Linked DNA regions of Homo sapiens: region 1 is linked to region 2. Evidence: read pairs that join two places in POLR2A ChIA-PET (ENCODE). Cell type or tissue: OCI-LY7. All regions are shown on one strand. Each heading gives the region's core, and the rest is flanking DNA. Links, peaks and the distances in the headings are about the cores only. Region 1 overlaps DMXL1 (Dmx like 1). Region 2 overlaps LOC102723444 (a long non-coding RNA gene).

The links. ChIA-PET counts read pairs that join two places held together with the same protein. Peaks named below come from ENCODE experiments on the same cell type or tissue, not always from the same donor. Only the 100,000 strongest peaks of a DNase experiment are listed, where the experiment ranks them.
Region 1: POLR2A ChIA-PET joins it to region 2 with 11 read pairs; 4 of 35 experiments call an interaction of 5 or more read pairs at or near these places.

Annotation. Positions count from the first base shown.
Region 1 is chr5:119,195,028-119,205,969 of GRCh38, reverse strand. It overlaps DMXL1 (Dmx like 1), which reads right to left. Exons shown (of 44, transcript NM_001290321.3): 31 at 9,514-9,599; 32 at 8,014-8,215; 33 at 2,534-2,651. Among named protein-coding and RNA genes, the nearest start is that of MIR5706, 46 kb to the right of the region's middle. In OCI-LY7, for the core only: no CTCF peak of the experiment used is centred there; no DNase peak of the experiment used is centred there.
Region 2 is chr5:119,341,244-119,352,185 of GRCh38, reverse strand. LOC102723444 (a long non-coding RNA gene) reads left to right here. Exons shown (of 5, transcript XR_007058912.1): 3 at 1,721-1,804; 4 at 3,062-3,219; 5 at 5,742-10,942. It also overlaps a transcript of TNFAIP8 not described here. Among named protein-coding and RNA genes, the nearest start is that of TNFAIP8, 9.3 kb to the left of the region's middle. In OCI-LY7, for the core only: no CTCF peak of the experiment used is centred there; a DNase peak (open chromatin) is centred at 8,304; H3K4me3 peaks cover 5,050 bases; H3K27ac peaks cover 5,009 bases.

The DNA.
Region 1 (10,942 bases), core at 1,220-9,219, 150 kb after region 2:
GAATACTCTCCCATCACCTGCCATCCAAAATACAGGGCCTGTCATATATGTATCTCCTAACCATCTGGAAAATCACAGTGACTTTGACTAAAATATTTAAGCATAATCATCATTTTAGAAAAATAAGAGATGGAAGGTGATTTTGTTAATACTAAAAATAGGCTAGTAACCTTTCCGGTAAAGATTAATTTCACACAAACTCTATATTCTATTTAATTCCATTCAAATCTATGCTTTACTATGTAACATTTTTCTTTTCATATTCTCTATCAAAAAGACACTATTTTAAGAGTATCACTATCAAGAATAAAACAACAAAGCAATAACAACAAACTTTTAATAACTACCATTAATTGTGTCAAGGTTTAAATAAGTTAAATCTATTTATCAAAACATTGCAAAGTAAGGGCTATTATAGTCATTGTGCATTAAAAAAACAAAATTCAGAGAAAATATTCAGCTTACTGATAGTCACAAAACTGTTAGTCCAACATTCATATTCATGCTCCTGATTAAAATAATTACAATAAAAATAATTTTAAAATTTTCTTGAGATATCATGAAACTCCAAAGAATAACAGAAATTTTAAAATGTGTAGTTATACTTATTATTTGCTATGTTTACGTACTCTGGCTTGACTATACTACTCTATTTCTTTAATGAGTCTATTCCTGAATCAACTAGACAATCTAATGGCTCAATAGTTTTTTTGTATTGTTTTCAGAACTACTTCATTTCCCAAATACCCAAATATATCGGCAGTAGAAAAATAAGATTTTTCTAAGATTAATCAAATATGTCAATTTTTTTAAAAAAAGATCAAATAAACAAATGAAATACATTCATGTTTGTCTAAATTTCAATATTACACCAAGGTACTCAGGTCAAAAGTCTTCTAAGTCAGCAAGAACACTACATACTATTTCCTGACTTGGTCGATTTGAATATATTTACAAAATGAGGCAAATAGTAAATAACAGCATATACAGTTTCCACTTAAAATTGGTGCTTAAATTGAGAGACAATGAGATATATATGTAATTTTCCTTTAAGGTAGAAAGGTTAGATGTCAATCTTGCTTTTTGCTTACTTGTCTATTGTGAAGCCATTCAATTTATTTCTTCAACTGAAATATCTTCAGTGTTTCCTCCAACTTCAAAAACTGTACAAAGCTTGCTTTCAGACTAGTTCAATGCTACTCAAAATGTGGTTCACATACCAAATGTCAGTTCTGAACTCTTCGTTACCAGTCCAGGAGACAAAAAGAATTGACTACATCACTGCATCTACTGTTCAGTTCACCTGAACTTTTTAGTAACAAAACTTACCCAATGAAAGAAACAAGTTCCCCATATCATCAGACTGATATTTATTACTAGCACTAAACTAAATGACAAAAAAAAAAAAAAACCCATTATGATAATATCAAGGTATAAGCAACCAGTTACACTACAGGTTAATTTGGGTTTGTAAAATTTCATTAATTTAAGCATAATCCACAGAAAAGAAAATGTACATATTTAAAAAGTTGGCTGGGTGCAGTGGCTCAAGCCTGTAATCTCAGCACTTTGGGAGGCCAAGGCAGGTAGATCGCCTGGGCTCAGGAATTCAAGACCACCCTGGGCAATATGGTGAAACCCAGTCTCTACCAAAAATACAAAAAATTAGCCAGGCATGGTGGCGTTCATCTGCAGTCCCAGCTGCTAGGGAGGCTGAGGTGGGAGGATCGCTTGAGCCTGGGAGGCAGAGGTTGCAGTGAGCTGAAATGGTGCCACTGTACTCCAACCTGTGTGACAGAGTGAGACTCCATCTCAAAAAAGATAAATAAATACAATAAAAATTTTTCAGGCCGGGCGTGGTGGTTCACACCTGTAATCCTAGCACTTTGGGAGGCTGAGGCGGGTGGATCACCAGGTCAGGAGATCGAGACCATCCTGGCTAACACAGTGAAACCCCGTCTCTACTAAAAATACAAAAAATTAGTTGGGCGTGGTGGCGGGCACCTGTAGTCCCAGCTACTCGGGAGGCTGAGGCAGGAGAATGGTGTGAACCTGGGAGGTGCGGAGCTTGCAGTAAGCTGAGATCGCACCACTGCACTCCAGCCTGGGTGACAGAACAAGACTCCATCTCCAAAGAAAAAATAAATAAATAAATAAATAAAAAATTTTCAGTATACAATTAAACTTCTAAGTTACAATTAAACTTCTAAGATAGACTTCTTTTAACTGTCACATGAAAATCATAGAAAATTTCTATCTTGTCTCTTAAATTGATGATCATGACAATTCAAAACAAGATGCGGAATATTAAACATTTTTATCGAGAAAAAAGTCCCAAATACATTTGAATTAATTAAATTGATTTATGAAAATACTGCCCCTTTTATAAATTACACTGTTCTAAGCATTAATTGCCTATGTTTATGATACGTGTTTTCAAAAAATCTGTAAAATACAACTCATTTTAATGGTTACATGATAATATAAAAGACTTCAATAATAAAATAGTAAACAGGTTTTAACTTATACAGACCTCATTTAGACACCGTTTCTTTGTGAATATATTTTTGATAAAGGTTTCCTGAATTTCTTCCTGCTTCACCAAATACTGCCAAAGCCTCTTCACAGACAGTGCCAGATGGTGTTTGGATCTACAGAGAGAGACAGCAAATTTAATGATAAACTTCAGAAATTTCTGACTAACTTGATAACAATTCCTTGGTGCCATATAAATTATAATAAATTAACTGCAATCAGACTGTATGACTGGAGGCAGATCATATGGCCAACCTTTTCCTTAAAGGATTTCCTTAAAGGATTAGTACATAATTCAGGCTTTGTGGACCATATGGTCTCTGTCACAACTACTCAAGTCTGATAATGTACAGGTAAAGTATCCCTTAACTAAAGTACTTGGGACCAGAAGTATTTTGAATTTCATATGTTTTCAGATTTTGAAATATTTGAATATATATGTCTAAATTAAAAATTCATTTATGTTTCATATACATCTTATATGCATAACCTGAAGGTAAGAAATTATATATATATAAAAATATATAAATATATATATATATATATATAAAAATATATATATATATATATGTATGTATATTTTTGAGATGGAATCTCAATCTTTGGCCCAGACTGGAGTGCAACAGGGCGATCTTGGCTCACTGCAACCTCCACCTCCTGGGTTCAAGCGATTCTCCTGCCTCAGCCTCCCGAGTAGCTGGGATTACAGGCACCTGCCACCATGCCCAGCTAATTTTTGTATTTTTAGTAGAGACAGGGTTTCACCATGTTGGCAGGCTGGTCTTGAACTCCTGACCTCAGGTGATCCACCCACTTCGGCCTTCCAAAGTGCTGGCATTACAGGCAGTGAAGGTGAGAAATTATATTTTTAATAATTGTGTGCATGAAACAAAGTTTGTGTTAAATAGTTATATGTGGCATTTTCTACTTATAGCATCATGTTGGTACTCAAAAAATTTTGAATTTTGGAGCATTTCAGATTTGAATTAGGGACTGTCAACTTGCAGTGGGAAAGCAACTACTGGCAATATGCAATTGAGAGGATTTATGGCTATAATCCAATAAAACTTTATTTAAAGAAGCATGGAGAGGTCTGGATTTCACCTGTGGGGATGGCCATAGTTTGTTGATCCCTAACCTAGGGCCATAGGATCTAACAAAAGTAGGTATGCTTTAGCAAAATCTCTGGGACATAGCTAAGGCAGCATTAAGAGGGAAATTCACAGCACTAAATGTCCACATCAAAAGTTAGAAAGATCTCAAATTAACAACCTAACATCATAATGGAAAATATCAGAGAAGCAAGAACAAATAAACCCCAAAGCTAGCAGAAGATAAAAAATAACAAATATCAAAGCTGAAATGAAAGAAATTGAGACACACAAAACCATTCAAAAGATCAACGAATCCAGGAGTTGGTCTTTTGAAAAAATTAGTAAGACAGACAGACTGCCAGCTAGACTAATAAAAAAGAAAAGAGAGAAGATACAAATAAACACAATTAGAAATGACCAAGGAGATGTTACCACTGACCCCACAGAAATAAAAATAACCATCAGAAACTACTATGGACACCTCTATGCACACAGACTACAAAACCTACAAGAGATGGATAAATTCCTGGACACATACACCCTCCCAAGACTGAACCTGGAAGAAATGATTCCCTGACCAAACTAATAATGAGCTCTGAAATTCAATCAGTAATGAATAGCATACCAACCAAAAAAGGCATAGAACCAGATGGATTCGCAGCCAAATTCTACGAAATGTACAAAGAAAAGCTGGTACCATTCATACTAAAACTATACCAAAAAACTGAGGAGGTGGAACTCCTTCACACCTAATTCTATGAAGTCAACATTATCCTGATACCAAAACCTGGCAGAAGTAACAACAAAAAAAACAAAACTTCAAGCCAATATCCTTGATGAATGTCAACACAAAAATCCTCAACAAAATACTTGCAAACCAAACCCAGCAGCACATCAAAAAGCTAATTCACCATGATCAAGTAGGCTTCATTCCCAGGATGCAAGTTTGGTTCAACATATGCAAATCAACAAATGTGATGAATCACATAAACAGAACTAAAGACAAAAACCACATAATTATATCAATAGATGAAGAAAAGGCTTTTGATAAAATTCAACATCAATCCATGTAAAAACTCTCAATAAGCTAGGTATTGAAAGAACATACTTCAAAATAGTAAGAGCCATCTATGACAAACCCACAGCCAACATCATACTGAATGGGCAAAAGCAGGAAGCTTTCTCCTTGAAAACCAACACAAGACAAGGATGCTTTGTCTCACCACTCCTATTCAACCTAGTATTGAAAGTCCTGGCCAGAGCAAGCAGGAAAGAGGAAGAAATAAAAGGCATCCACATAGGAAGAGAGGAAGTAAAACTATGCCTGTTTGTAGATAACATGATTCTATATCTAGAAAACCCCATGTCTCAGCCCAAAAGCTCCTAGATCTGATAAACAACTTAGCAAAGTTTCAGGATACAAAAATCAGTGTACAAGAAATCACTAGCATTCCTATACACCAACAACAGCTAAGCTGAGAGCCAAATCAGGAAGGCAGCCCCATTCACAACTGCCACAAAAAGAATAAAATACCTAGGAATACAGCTAACCAGGAGGTGAAAGATCTCTACAATAATTACAAAACACTGTGCAAAGAAATCAGATAAGACACAAACAAATGGAAAAAACATCCCATGTTCATGGAGAAGAAGAATCAATATCATTAAACTGGCCATATTGCCCAAAGCAATTTACAGATTCAATGCTATTCCTAACAAACCACCACCAACATTCTTCACAGAACTAGAGAAACCTATTTTAAAATTAATATGGAACGTAAAAAGAGCCTGAATAGCAAGGCGATCCTAAGCAAAAAGAACAAAACTGGAATCACATTACCTGATTTCGATGTATGCTACAAAAACACAGTAACCAAAACAGAACAGTATTGGTACAAAAACAGGCACATTGACCACTGGAACAGAATAGAGAACTGGGAAGTAAGGTGACACGCCTCTGGCCATCTGATCTTTGACAAAGCTGACAAAAACAAGCAATCAAGAAAAGACTCCCTATTCTATAAATGGTGCTGGGATAACCGGCTAGCCAAATGCAGAAGATTGAAACTGAATGCCTTCCTTGCAACATACACAAAAATCAACTCAAGATGGATTAAAGACTTACATGTAAAACCAAAAGCTACAAAAATTTTAGCAAACAACCTAGGCAATACCACCCCGGACACAGGAACAGGCAAAGATTTTATGACAAGGACCCCAAAAGGAATTTCAACAAAAGCAAAAATTGACAAATAGGATCTAATTAAACTTAAGAGCTTCTGCAAAACAAAAGAAACTATCAACAGAGTAAACAGACAACCTACAGAAATGGGAGAAAATACTTTCTATGTACCTGATAAAGGTCTAATATCCAGCATCTATAACGAACTTCAACCAATTTAAAAAAGAAAAACAAACACCACCATTAAAAAGTGGGCAAAGGACATGAACAGACACTTTGCACAAGAAGACGTACGTGCCAATAAGCCTAAGAAAAAAGCTTAATATAACTGATCATTTGAGAAAAGCAAATCAAAAGCACAATGAGATACCATCTCACACCAGTCAGAATGGTTATCATTTAAAAATAACAGATTATTTATAAAAAATAACAGATGCTGGGAAGGTTGCAGAGAAAAGGGAACACTTACGCACTGTCAGTGGGAGTGTAAATTACTTCAATCATTGTGGAAAGCAGTATGGCGATTCCTCAAAGAGCTAAAAACAGAACTATCATTTGACCTAGCAAACCCATTACTGGGTATATACCTAGGGTAATATAAATCATTCTACCATAAAAAACACATGCACACAAGTGTTCGCTGCAGCATTATTCACAATAGCAAAGAAATGGAACCTAAACGCTCATCAGTGACAGACTGGATAAAGAAAATCTGGTACAGATACAAGAAATACTATGTAGCCATAAAAAAGAATGAGATCACATCTTTTGTGGGAACATGGATGGAGCTGGAGGTTACTATCCTTAGCAAACTAGCACAAGAACAGAAAACCAAACACTGTATGTTCTCACTTATAAGTGGGAACTAAATGTTGAGAACTCATGAACACAAAGAAGGGAACAACAGACAGTGGGGTCTACTTGAGGGGGAAGTGGGGAGGAGAAAGAGGATCACAAAAATAACTACTGGGGGCCAGGCATGGTGGCTCACAGCTAAAATCCCAGCACTTTGGGGGGCTGTGACAGGCGGACTGCTTGAGCACAGGAGTTTGAGACCAGCCTGAGTAACAAGGTGAAACCCTGTCTCTACAAAAAATACAAAAAATTAGCTGGGCATGGTGGTGTGTGCCTGTGATCCCAGCTATTCAGGAGGGTGAGACAGGAGGACTGTTTGTGCCTAGGAGGTGGAGGCTGCAGTGAGCTGTGATTGTGCCACTCTACTCCAGCCTGATTAATAGAGCAAGACTTTGTCTCCAAAAAAGGAAAAATAACTACTGGGTACCAGGCTTAGTACTACCTGAGTGATGAAATAATTTGTAGAACAAATCCTCACGATGTGAGTTTATTTCTGGGATCTCTATTTTGTTCCACTGGTCTATTTGTCTATTTTTGTACCAGTACCATGCTGTTTTGGTTACTGTTGCTTTGTAGTACAGTTTGAAGTCAGGTAATGTGATGCCTTGTTCTTTTTGCTGAGGATTGCTTTGGCTATTCCAGCTCTCTACTGGTTCCATCTGATTTTAGAATAATTTTTTTCTAATTCTGTTAAGAATGATGTTGGTAATTTGACAGGAATTGTGCTGAATCTGTTGACTGCTTGTTGTTTAGTGCTATAAACTTTCCTCTTAACACTTTTGTGACCAGCTATTTTGAAAAGCATCGTTCTAGAGCAGGCATCAATAAACTATAGCTCACAGTCCAAATCTAGCCTACCTACCATTTTAAGAAATAAAGTTTATTGGACAAAAACTGAATATATTTGTGTACATGTTGTCTATGGTTGCTTTTATTCTACAATGGCAGGGTTGAGTAGTTATGACAAGAATGTACAGCACAAAAAGTAAAACTCCTATCTTAAAAACAGTATTCAGGGCAGGTGCGGTGGCTCACGCCTGTAATCCCAGCACTTTGGGAGGCCGAGGCAGGTGGATCACCTGAGGTCAGGAGTTTGAGACCAGCCTGGCCAACATGGTGAAACCCCATCTCTACTAAAAATACAAAAATTAACCAGGCGTGGTGGCAGGCGCCTGTAATCCCAGCTACTCAGGAGACTGAGGCAGGAGAATCACTTGAACCCAGGAGGCAGAGGCTGCAGTGAGCTGAGATTGTGCCACTGCACTCCAGCCCGGATGACAGAGCGAGACACCATCTCAAAAAACAAACAAACAAAAAAACCCAAATAGCATTCATAAGAAAACCTACTTGAAAGGAGTGTTTGTAGGTTCCAGTAAAGCTTTGTGGCGAAGAATTGCAGGACCTGCAGACAAACTCTCTTCGGCGGTATGACTTGCGATATAATTTTGAGGTGGCCCACCATGGATTTCAAGTCGTCGGAGAAGAACTTGTTCCCAACATTGAAGAGTTTTTAGAACCGCATGACAAAGAGGTGAACTAACTGGAAGCTCTAAAATGGGAACATTGACTCATATTAATCTTATGCAGTAAAATGCCATATTCAATTTTAAGAAAGACTGAAATGAGAGAGGGGAGAGCAGATGCAGGAAAAAAAAAAAGACTGAGATGAAATATTAACATACACTTTGGCAGGGAAGATGTGCAAGGTGAGGTGGGCAAAGAAACCCAGTGGATTACAAAAGGTATGCCATAAATCTGTGTAAGTATTTCAACATTACTGCTTTTGACCTTAATATTACCAGAAAAATGTATCTGAAGATTATGAAAATATGTATGTGGGGAAAATTAATCGCTTTAAATCAAACTTGTCCAACCCATGGCCCACAGGCTGCATGCGGCCCAGACAGCTTTGAATAAAGCCCAACACAAATTCATAAACTTTCTTAAAACATTATGAAATTTTTTGTGATTTTTCTTTTTAGCTCATCATCTATTGTTAGTATCAATGTATTTTATGTGTGGCCCAAGGCAATTATTCTTCTTCCTGTGTGGCCCAGGGAAGCCAAAAGATTGGACACCCCTGCTTTAATTTGTATCAGACTAATTTCTGTATGGCATATAACTCTTTAAGATCTGTAGAAAATGAAAACAATACATAAAGTTAAAATTAAATAATACTTGCCATGGAACTCAGCACTTAGCAGTTCTGCCCATCCATACTCTTGAGTACTGATCTCAGTTTCAACTTTTAGTTATTCCTACTACTTACCTCCCTATATCTAAATAACATGCTTAATACTTAATTTTTCAATTTTAGAAATGACCTACTGATTTACTACTACGGCATAATGAGAATAAACTCCTCTGTCCATCATTATGATAGTGTCTTATAAAAATCTTTGGTTAAATTGGTATTTTTGTGTTTACCTTATCATATATAGGGAACTATAGTTCATAGCAGAATCACTTAGTATGTTATCATGCCCCTTTCTTTCCTGTACAATCTTTTCCTCCTTTGAAGTTAATAATTGCTAGCTTTTGCATTTGCTTAGTTTTCTCTCCATTGTAAAATCCCTCAACACTTGGCTAGAGTATAAATAGAGTCTCAAGACAGTCAATCACATCACATTCAGTGCCCTTGATTTCTTGGATGTTGCCATCCTCAAGCACCTAACAGTATGACGGATACATTTACAGATGGTTGGTTTAGTTAAAAGAAATCTAACTTCTGTAACAGGAAATCACTAAATTTTCCCCCCAGTCCAGACCAAAAAAAAAAAAAAAAAAACAACAGAGTAGTAAGTCAAAAGCAATGGCACCATTAGCTCATGTTGAGCTATTTATTACCTGCAAGATCATGACCTGCGAAGGGATAAAAAGTCTTCAAATTGTTGAGCACCAATTGCACCATCGCCAACCGCATCAAGGACCAACTAAAAATAAAGCAACGATGGATCTGTTAACTATTTCTATAGGGATTTAGAAGAGTATACTACCCTTTGACTCAACAAATTCCACTATCAGGAATCAACCTGAACATACCCCTCTATGAAAACAAAATAATATATGCATAGAGGTAGTCATGTCAGCTTTATCTACAATAGCAGAAGTGTAGAAATAACCAAAATTGTCCATGAGGAGAGTACTTGTTGAATAACTATTTTTGACCTATGGAATATTAGGGTAACCATAAGGAAGAATGAAGAAGGATCTCTAAGTGTTAATATGGAGTCAGTTTCGGTATGTAGTAATAAATAAAAAGCAGGTAGCAGAACACTGTATGTAGTATGCCACCCTCTCTGCAAGAAAGCAGGGGGAATAAATTTAGATAGATGCTTTTGCTTATTTTTGCAAACAGAAGGATAAACCAGAAGCTAATAAAAGTGGTTAGCTGTAGAGGATGTGCAGAAGAAATTGGATAGAGTAAAGAGAAGTTTAAGTAAAACTTGTGATTTCACATTTTTATATAGTTTGATTTTTAAAAAAGTCAGGTTCTCTTTTATTTCAAGTGGAACATATTTATTTCTTAAAGGATTGAATTTTTAGTAATTTTTTAATGGTAAAATACAAAAACATAAAATTTACCATTTTGGCCATTTTTAAGTTTATAGTTCAGGGGCATTAAGTACATTCACATTGCTGTGCAACCACCACCACCATCCAACTCCAGAATTCCTTTCATCTTGCAAAGCTGAAACTCTAAATTCATTCCCCATTCTCCCCCCACCACCAGCCCTTGAAAACCACTATTTTATTTTTATTCTTTATGTATTTCACTATTCTAGGTACCTCATGTAAGTGAAATCACATACTATAACCCTTTCTGTGACTGATTTATTTCACTTAGCATTATATCCATGTTGCAGCATGTGTCAGAATTTCCTTCCTAAGGCTGAATAATACTCCGTTGAACGTACATAGCACATTTTGTTTAGTAATTCATCTGTTAAAACACACTTGATTGTTTCTTCCCCTCAGTTACTGTAAATAATGCTGCTAAGAACATGGGAAGTACAAATACCTGTTTCAGTCCCTGTTTTCAATATTTTCAGGTATATATCCATAGTGGAAATGCTGGATCATATGGTAATTCTATTTTTAACTTTTTAAGGAACCAGTATACCGTTTTCCACAGTTGCTGCACGATTTTACGTTCCCACCAAAAGTGCACAAAGATTCCAATTTCTCCTCATCCTTGCCAGCACTGTTATTTTTTTTGTTTTTGTTTTTGTTTTTTTTTTGGTAGCCATCCTAATGCATATGAGATGTTGTCTCA
Region 2 (10,942 bases), core at 1,426-9,425:
CCTTCCATAACACAAGTAAGCCTAAGTGGGTATCTCTCCATGGCCTCTCCCTGGCCCAGGTTATTTGGCTCTCTTAGCCTTAAGAAAATGGTATTTATGGCCGGGCACAGTGGCTCACCCCTGTAATCCCAGCACTTTGGGAGGCCGAGGCAGGTGGATCACAAGGTCAGGAGTTCGAGACCAGCCTGGCCAAGACAGTGAAATCTCATCTCTACTAAAAATACAAAAATTAACTGAGCACAGTGGCAGGCTCCTGTAATCCCAGCTACTTGTGAGGCTGAGGCAGAAGAATCGCTTGAACCCAGGAGGTGGAGGTTGCAGCAAGCTGAGATCGTGCCACTGCACTCTAGCCTGGGCAACAGAGTGAGACACCATCTCAAAAAAAAAAAGAAAAAAAGAAAAAGAAAAGAAAGAAAAGAAAAAGAAAAAAGAAAATTGTATATACTAGAATTGAAAAAGGGAATGCTAAAATGACAGTGGAGTCATTTATACACTTTTGCAGAAGATCAAGCTCTGTGCCTCAAGTAGCCTTAAGTGCTGAGTACAGATGCTCCTCAACTTAGCGATGGGGCTACATCAGGATAAAACCATCATAAGCTGAAAATATATTTAATACACCTAACATACTCAACACCATAGCTTAGCCTAGCCCACCTAAAATGTGTTCGGAACACTTACATTAGCCTACAGTTAGGCTAAATTATCTAGTACAAAGCCTATTTTATAATAAAATGTTGACTATCTCAGGTAACTTTTTAACACTGCACTGAAAGCAAAAAAAGCAGAATGGTTGTATGGGTGTTCAAAGTATAGTTTCTACTGAATGTGTATCACTTTTAGTACAATACAAATAGAGTAAGGCTGGGCACACTGGCTCATGAATTTAATCCCAGCACTTTGGGAGGCTGAGGTGCAAGGATTGTTTGTGGCCAGAAGTTTGAGACCAGCTTGGACAACATAGAGAGACCCTAACTCTACAAAAAAATTTTTAAAAGGTTAACCGAGTATGGTGGTGCATGCCTGTAGTCCTAGCCACTTGGGAGACTGAGGCAGGAGGATCACTCTTGCCCAGGAGTTCAAGGCTACAGTGAGCTATGATCATACACTGAATTCCAGCCTGGGCAACAGAGTGAGACCCCTCTCTCTCTCTACACACACACACACACACACACACACACACACACACAGAGTGAGACCCCTCTCTCTACACACACACACACACACACACACACAAATACACATAGAGTTAAAAAATTGTAAGTCAGGGACCATCTGCACTGGGATAAGACTGGGGAGGCTGATGTGGGCTGGGGCAGAACCATGTGAGAGGAAGATGCTGAGGATGAGTGTGGAGATGAGGGAAGGAGAAAGCCACTGGTGGCCAGTCCTGGGAGTTTGAAGTTATGGGTAATCCCTCTCCTCAGTCTGCCCAGTGACTTCTCCCATAAATTCTACACATTCACTAATGCTCTGGATGTGAGTGCCTAATTCTGAGAGAATGGGAAGAATTGCTGACATCGGAGATGAGCACACACAGAGAGACAATAATACATCTGGGATGTGCTTGTTTCCTAGGCTTTCTAGGTGTATTTCTCTTCTAAGAAATCTTCCTTGTTAAAAAGCTTTTAGCAGATGATAAAACACAAGCATACTCTCCAAATCAGGTCAGAAAATATTATCTGAACAATTTATGACCCACGGTCCTTCTTTTATAACACAGTCATTTCTCAGCATCTGTGGGAGATTGGTTCCAAGACCCTTGAGGATACCAAAATCCGAAGATGCTCAAGTCTCATATAAAATGGTGAAGTATTTGCATATAACTTACATATATCATCCCATATGCTTTAAATTATCTCTAGATTGCTTATAATTCCTAATACAATGGCTACATAGCACTTCATTCACGTAAATTCAACATAGTAGCGGCACATTCAAGTTTGGCTTTTTGGAACTTAGTGGAATTTTTTTTCCCTCAGAATATTATTGATCTGCTGTTGATTGAATCCACAGATGCCAAATCCATGAATATGGAACGCACAGATATGGAGGGCTGGATGTACTTAGCAGTAATGTCTTGTATTAGGTTTTATTTAGACTCCCAAATTAGCCCCCTTGGGTCATCATACTCATTTTACAGATATGTAATTAAAGAAATGGAGGTTACATGATTTGCTCAAGGTCACAAAACTAAGTAATAATGTTCTTTAGACCACAATGAATGCAATCTAAGCCTCCTGTCTCCTATATCCAGACTTTCTCACTGTATTAAACTGTTCCTATAAAATCCAAGTCCCTTATTTTGCAGAGGAGTAACTCAAAGATTGCTAATATTGGGAGGTCCCCATAGAGTTTATGGCTGGCCATGGTTCTAGCATTGAACCATCGTCAAATCTCTCTGTTCAAATGACTTGATCACAGCTTTAAACTGAAGCCATTCAATTCCTGATATTCAATGCTTTAAATATGCTATAAATTCAATAGCTTCTATTTATTCAGCTGCCTGAAACTATGAATCTTTTTTTTAAATCAAAAGTTCAGTAAGGACCTTAATTAAAAGTTCAGTAAGCCTCATCGGATATGGGCTGCCAGGAGCAAGGAAAAGAACACCAGACTCAATTTGGGAGACCTGGCCCTGATTACTGACACCCGCATCAGCGGAGCAAGCACTGGCTGTGCCTCATTTGCATTAAGATGGGTTTTCTTCCTATTCATTATTTCTTCATTTTTCCTCTAAAAATAGGCAAAGTCATTTAACCTCTCTGTGCTTTTGTTTGCACATCTGTACAATAAGAATGAAGTCACTTATTTAACAGGGTTGTTATAATGATGAAATGAGTAAAGAACATGATGGAACACTGAAAATCATGAGGTTCCCCTCTTCACTTTTCCAAATATAATCATGATTAAGGCCAGATTGTCCCAGATTGTTTAAGAGTGTCTATATGGAGGCCCTAAATGCTGGCTCTGTAAATATTCCAGATAGGTGTGGCAATTTAATGTGTGTGGTCTAGCAATGGAAAAGGAAAACAAAAGGGCTGAATTTCTTTCCTGTGCTCAGGTGAATGGGGTCAAAATGGAAACAGCATGAGAGGGGCCACAGAAGGGATTCACCAGGAAGAAGAGGAAAGGTGGGGCTGAGGTGGCCAGGACAGCACGACATCACATCTGACCAAGGCATCCTCAGCCTTCCTTCAGAAAAGCAGCAGAAGGAAAAAGGTATCAAAAATCACAGTGTGGAACTCAGGCTTGAAAGAAACCTTAGATGTTGTCTATTCTTTTTTTTTTTTTTTTTTTTTTTTTTTGAGATGGAGTTTTGCTTTGGTTGCCTAGTCTAGAGTGCAGTGGTGCAATCTCAGCTCACTGCAACGTCTGCCTCCCAGGTTCAAGCAATTCTCCTGCCTCAATCTCCCGAGTAGCTGAGATTACAGGCATGTGCCACCCTGCCTGGCTAATTTTGTATTTTTAGTAGAGACAAGGTTTCACCATGTTGGCCAGGCTGGTCTTGAACTCCTGACCTCAGGTGATCCACCCACCTCAGCCTCCCAAAGTGCTGGGATTACAAGCGTGAGACTCCGTGCCCAGCCAGAGATTGTTTAATCCTCTACCTGGCTGGTGAAGCAATCTCCTATCACATCACCGGCAACAGACATTCATCCAGAATTGCCTTGACAAACTTTATTACCAGAGACAGCCTCCTTGAAAAAACAACTCCATTTCCATCCTAACCGTTAGAAAGTTCCTGTGTATACTAAACTAAAATTCAAGTCTAAGGGCAGTAATTGTCAAATTATTTCCACTCTAACCACTGCCTTTACTCCTTATGGCAAGGAAATAATTTTGTGATGAGATAAACATAGGTTTTAAACTAAATTTTATTTTCAACAACCTAGTGGAGACCCCTCACATTGCCTGGCTGATGTAGCTGAATTCAGTGTGAGACAGTTATGCAACTTTCCAGTGCTTACCACACATCTGCTATTGATTATCGTGAGCATTCAGAAGCAAGCAGCTCTGCTCAAGACACCCAGTGATAATCTTTCTCCTCAGTGTGCTCACTCCAAGGGGGCAGAAAACAATGCCAAGACAGGTTGAGTAAGGGGCCCTACTTGACTGTATTTGAGCAGTTAAGAGCTTTATTCAAGTTTCTGAACAAAATTTGAAATGTGAAATGCACAAAGAAGACAAATGTAGTACTCCATTTGTGGAATCTGGACCACAGACTCCTGGTCTGAGATCTATTTGAAAGTCTAACCCACTTCTAGTTGCCATAATTTGATTTTGGCATTGAGTTTCTGACATGGGTAGAATCTATTAACAATTGTGCCAACTGATGACTGCTTAGGAGACAGAAAAGGCTGACATAGGCTTGCAGTTGCGAGTAGCCAAGGCTGACACTCAACAGAAAAACTCAGCAGGTGGTGAAAATGTGAACTGAAGCAGAACTTACCCAAACAGGGCTTCAGGAAAAATGGGAGGTTATTTTTGCAGGTAGCAGTGAAAGGCATGCATCAGAAGTTTTTCCTCTTGAATAGGTCAGGTTACAAAATTTAAGTTACTCAGCCTCTCCTTAAAGAAGAGCTGCAGAAATATATACTAGTTATGATTCACAAAGTTGTAGGCATCATGAAAATGAATGCATTTTCTGAGAAACTGCTCACCTGAACAATGTGCTAGCCTACCTAAAAAAGATGATATTAAGTCCATAAATTTCCTAGTACAAACAGGAGATCTAAAATTCACCAACCTTTTCAATCTGAAGTCTGTTTCAACAGACATTTTACTACTGAACTTAGCAAAGCCCCATCATATGCCATTTAATTTTCTCAATTTCAGTGATATATAATCAGCCCATATCAGATAGAAAGAAATGATCTAAATGGGTACATTGGCTACCATTCCCCCTAATGATTTTATGCTGCAGAGTAAGCATGAGAAGGAGCTGGGAATTTGCTGTTCCCTCTTCTCCCTCTAGTCTCTGCATGGACTTTTACACTGTGAGCATCTCACACACTGATAATGAATGTTGTGTTTAAGGCAAGGTATTGTTTCTTAGCAAAATGCCTCAAAGACAAGCTAACTCTAGTATCTGGTCTTAAAGAAATAGCAACCTGTTTCAATGCTAAGGAAACAGTGGCAGTAAGTCTTATACTTAATAGGAGATGGTATATCAGCCTCCAACCTGGTAACTTCCTAAGAGGATTTTTAAAATAATACTGACCCCATACAATTTTCACTTTACACATTACTCGTAGTCTTAACCAAATTGGCATCTTACAATCTCATATGTTACAGTGATGCGGTCAAGAGTTGCTGAAAAAGACATGATTTTAGTTCTGAGGTCCCCAAATTATGTGCCAGTGTACCTCAGGGCACTACAGCAAATTCACAGAGGTGTGCAGGATATTTTGTCTTTGAGGGAAACAAAGCAATACACAACATTTCTCAGATGCTTGCATGAATGACTATTTCAAGCGAATTCACAGTTTAACATATTGTGTTATTTTCCTTTTGATGATGTCATTTCTTTGCAAAGCTAGGTTGTTGGTGGTTGCTGTGATAAAAGGCAAGTATTAGTTGAAATGTGATGTGGAACAGGAAATTAGGGTATTGGGATTCAACCCAATTTCTAAGTTTGAGGAACTGCAATAAGTTTACTGCCTCACAGCTCGAAATTCACCCTTCATTACTCACTATGTGAAGACACAGAAGGGACCTTTACATATTTTTTCTTTTGTTAGCTGGTACCATTCTAAGCTTCATCAGTGGAGAGTACTGTAGAGACATTACAGAAAGAAGCAGTTTTCCTTCCTGGTTCCGGTACACTCTTTCTGCAGGCTGCTGCAAACACGCATGGCTCCTAGAGTATCCACACCTTCTTCAGCAACTGGCTCCTGCTGAACATGATGGTCAGCACCTCCCAGCCTCCAGCAGCTTCCACTGGCATCCCTCTCGGTTGATTTTGCAGCAGAATGCATCCAGTGAAAGACCTCCACATGAATAGCTTTCCTTAGCATCTTAGAGGGTAGATTTCTAGCAAGTTCTGCCAGCATAGCACCCCAGTGACTTCTCTGCCAGCCCAGGAGCCACAGCAGGCCATGACCTCTCCAGCAAGGTCTGGAGCAGAGAGAAGCATGTGTTTGGGTGCTCTATCAGACCCACGGCCCACGGGTAGGGGCTGCTCCTTATATCTGCTATTCCTCTGTTATTTAAAGTTCTCTTTACTTCCTGTTAGCTAGTCCCCATTATAGTGAACTACTTCTCTTTTTCTTAACAGTTTTCTTTTGTATTTTTTAAAAATTGTGGCAAAATACATATAGTATAAAATTTACCATCTTAATAATTTTAAATATACAGTTCAGGAGAATTAAGTACATTCACATTGTTGTACAATCATCACCACTATCCATCTCTAGAACTTTTTTCATCTTGCAAAACTGAAACTCTGTACCCACTGAAGACTAATTCGCCATTCTCTGCTCCTGTCAGCCCCTGGCAACCACCATTCTACTTTTTGTCTCTATAAATTTGACTACTCCAGGTAACTTACATTCAGTGGAATTAAAGAGTATTTGTCTTTTTGTGATGGCTTATCTCACTTAACATCCTCAAGATTCATCCACATGGTAGCAGGTCAGACTTTCCTTCCTTTCTTCCTTTTTAAGGCTGGGTGATATTCCATTGTATGTGTATATCACATTTTGTTTATACATCCTTCTGTAGATGGATACCTGGATTGCTACCACCTTTTGGGTTTTGGTTTACAAATATCTCTTTGAGATGCCTTTTCAATTCTTTTGAGTATATACCCAGAAGTAAAATTGCTAAATCATATGGTAATTCTATTTTTCATTTTTAAAGGAACTGTCATATTGTTTTCCTAGCTAATACTTGTTTATTTTAAACTTTCCTTTAAATTACTGTGTACTTTATATTCTCATTAGACCCTGACCAATATATGCAATGCCCAACAGGTACATACATTCCATTAAGAAATGAAGAGTAACGTAAAAACATTATTTTTAAATATTTCAATATATATGTATTATTTTGTACAACTACAAAGTTATCAATACAGAAATACTAAGTTGTTTGGAACTAAGTACTTAACAAATGAAACTGCTAAGTATTTCTTTTGTCCTAGAAATGGCATGAAAAAAATTACTGAGACCACTAAGGGTGCATGAGCCAAGAACATTTGGAAGGCTCTGCTCTAGCCTACATGTTTCCAGCTGCCATTAGGACCTGTCTGCTTGAATGGTTCCTTAGGCTCGCCCTATCTAGGGGTATCCCTGAAGGCACAGATGGAGCCTTAATATTAACCGTACTTAATATTATATTTCTTTATAAATTTTTCTCACTTAGGCACTGGGGGCTACAAACCTTACAATTATCTTTGACTTATGCTGCTCTGTCTCCCCTTATTTCTAATCTCACATCAAAATGTTTCCTGGATTGGCCTTTTTTTCTCTCCATTCCTGCAGCAGTCAGTAAAGCCATCATCTCTAGTTAGCGTTGCCTAACAGATTTTAAGCTAGTTTCCCTTAAACAAGACAGTGGGTTGAAAATTCAAATGCTCACTGAGGCTAGAAATATGTTAATTCATACCTGCCACACAAGAATTGGCTGCCTCAGTCCTTGCACCCATGAAGGCAACACCAATAGGACAGGCTGTGGGTGAGGCCCCATTCCCAGGATGCCAGCTATTACAGTGTGGATGTTTGTCCCTTCCAAGCCTCATGTTGAAATGTGATGGAGGTGGGGCCTGATAGGAGGTGTTTGGGTCATGGAGGTGGATCCTTAATGAATGGCTTGGTGCCCTCCCCATGGTAACGAGTGAGTCCTTGCTCTATGAGTTCATGCGAGAGCTGGTTCTTTAAAAGAGCCTGGTACCTCCTCCCCTCTCTCTTGCTCCCTCTCTGTGTGACACATCTGCTCCTTCTTCACCTCTGCCATGAGGAAAAACTTCCTGAAGCCTCAACAGAAACTGAGCAGATGCTGGTGCCATGCTTGCATAGCCTGCAGAATCAGGAGCCAAATAAACCTCTTTTCTTTATAAATTACTCAGGTTCTTCTTTTTGGCAATGCAAAACAGACTAATACACCAGCTGAAGTACCAACTTCTCACTCTCAAAGAAAGCAATGGCAATGCAAGTGAGTGTGAATGATGCTACTTGAGGCAAAATCATGAATGTGCGCCCACACACACATAGATATGAGTGGTTTGAAAAGGAATCATTCAGAAATTTTTGACACTTGTTTTCATTAACTGGAAATTACTTGAGACAAACCTTATGATGAATCATGACACCCTGTGTGGTCACACAGCGGGGGCAGCTGCTGCTGGTCTATTTTTTCAGCTGTTATATCCGCTTTTTACCCTACCCAAAGCCATACTCAGGTCCCAACTCCTCTTAAAAGCCTACTGAAGCCCACAGTGGACCTATACTTCTACAGTGAACTTGTGCTATACTTAAAGTTGATAATCTTGATGTTAGTTGTCTTTGAGGCAGCTCCATAAGCTATTTAAAACACAAGATTATACCTTGCATTTGTTTGTTCTCCTTTCTAGAGCATACAATGCATGCTGGACACTTTCAAAGCACTATATAACTAATAAAATAATCATTTAATAATTTCATAATACTGAATTATGATAGCATATAAGAATAATCTTAATCTCCTCTTCCCCAAAAAGTACCTTACAAGAAACTATGTACATAAATATCTGCTATCTTCAAAGAAAGAAAACAAGACAAGAAAATCTGCATGGCATCTGCAGAACCGAGGTTAGTAATTTTCGACAATCTATAAAACTATCAAGTTTACAAAAGTTCTGTCAGAAAAGGAGCCAAGAAAAAAATAAATCTGACAGCTGCAAACCTTCTGTTTTACAACATGCACAGAATGGACGCACTTCCTTCGACATCCTTATAAACAGAGTGCCGAGCAAATGCAAACATCCCCGGTAGAAGTCCAGTGGACTCCAGACTTAATTAATGGATTGTGCTTATCTTTACAGAGGCAACCTTACTAGCCACCTATCAACCCCACCACAATTGCTTTAGGAACTATTAATAAGATGGATTGAACAAAATTCCATTTCAGTTGATGGCATTTCCAGGGCAAGCAAGACACCAGCAGCGGCTGCCCACTGTAGAACAGCAGCAATCTCACCATCCTCGGATTGGAAACTTTGTTTCCTTTAAGTTAAGAACTAACATCCGGCACTGGACCACCTGAATATTTAGACTAATAAATCCCAGATGGGAATTCCAGACACCTCTTTGCTAAAGACATGCAGGCGATAAACATTCTATTAAGCAAGTCTCCTAGGAGTGAGCTTCCCTTCAGAGACTGAAAAAAGTAACGCCAGCCAAAGAAGAGGAAGAGAGGGAGAAAAGAAAGAAAAATGCCCCCAGGTAGAGAATAACCAGTCAGAAGTGAAGGCTGAAGACCAATGGCTATGATGGTTGGGTGACCAATGGAGATTCTTTGAGAAAGATAACTTAGTAACATGACTAGAGATAGCAGCCAAATTGCAAGAGGTTGCAGAATGATCTGGTGTTGAGAAAGCAGAGACAGCACTGGTGGACTATTCATTCAAGAAATTTTCCTGAAGGGAGTAAGTTGAGAGAGTACCCTGAGGAGAAAGCATTATCAAAAAAAAACCCTGCAAATTTAGCACAGCTTTAAGTGGCTTTGAGGAAGGAATATGACATTCCCATAACTCTCCCATTGGCCAACACCAAATACGGGGAAGCAGGGTGACACCCAGCTCTTACAAAAACACATTTGCAAGAATTTTCGTGGACTCTGACATGGGTCTGAATAATGCAAATTTAAAAAGATAAAGTCAAAACCTTCTTCATGTTCAGTGGCTGGTGCTGGTTCCGCAGCTCTAACCTAAAGGGGACAACACAAGGTGCTATCTCTGAGAGGCTACCAAGCCCCAGATTATGCTCTTAGCAGTACAGGAAATACTATCATTAGAAGGGTGATACCTTGGGTTAAACTCTGATTTTCTGTTCTACCATCAGGTTCTTTTAAAAACACTAAACATCCCTTGGAGGAAAAGCCGGTGGATGACTAACAGCTAAGAGTAAAGAATTCACTCATCTCTTTGTTCCTTCCCTTCAGAGATGAGGACTAGAGGGCACCCCAGATAGGAAACAGAGATACAGAAATTAAGGCTGTTACAAGGGTAGGGAGAAGAATGAACACAAACTTGTCCCATTCCCAGTTCTGCCCTGGCCACTAACCCCATGCCTGCCTAAGACCAAGAAGACAAAGAGGACTGAATATAGCCAGCAGACAACTTGCAAAGCAGAAGTGAGAGTTTCAAATGATTAGGGTTCCTTCTCTTCAGTGATGCAAATTTTTTTAAATGATGTAAAATACTCAGAACTGTTTTGATTGAGATTTCCATCTCTACTTCTCTAAACAGATTCAGCCCCTAAAGGCCAGGAACCAAAAAAAAATGACTTCCGTGAAGATATGATTTCTTTTGATGTGCTTCCAATCTGTGGGTGAAAATTTTGGTGGCACTCTTATCCCAGAGTTAGCCAGTCTTCTCATCTAAGGCAAAAGCTGAAATCAAGTATATAAATGAAACTATAAAAGGCTCACATCCATAAATACGGTACCTCTGAGACTGAGCAAACACAGCAGTGATAGTTGAAGTCAGATGGCTTATAGCCCAAGGATCGTAAGCTGGTAGCCTTGGGACCGAACCCACCTCATGTAGTTTTTTGTTTCTTTGTTTGTTTTAAGTTTTTTAACTGAACTTCAATGCCTTTAGATGAGACCTGTTGTTTCTAAATTTACCACAGGTCTCACGACTTGAGATTGTTCACATAGAGCACTATTTACACATTCATATTACTTGCCTGGTTCCTGTGGACATTTGAGTTTGGGACCATTGACTTATATAGACTAACAT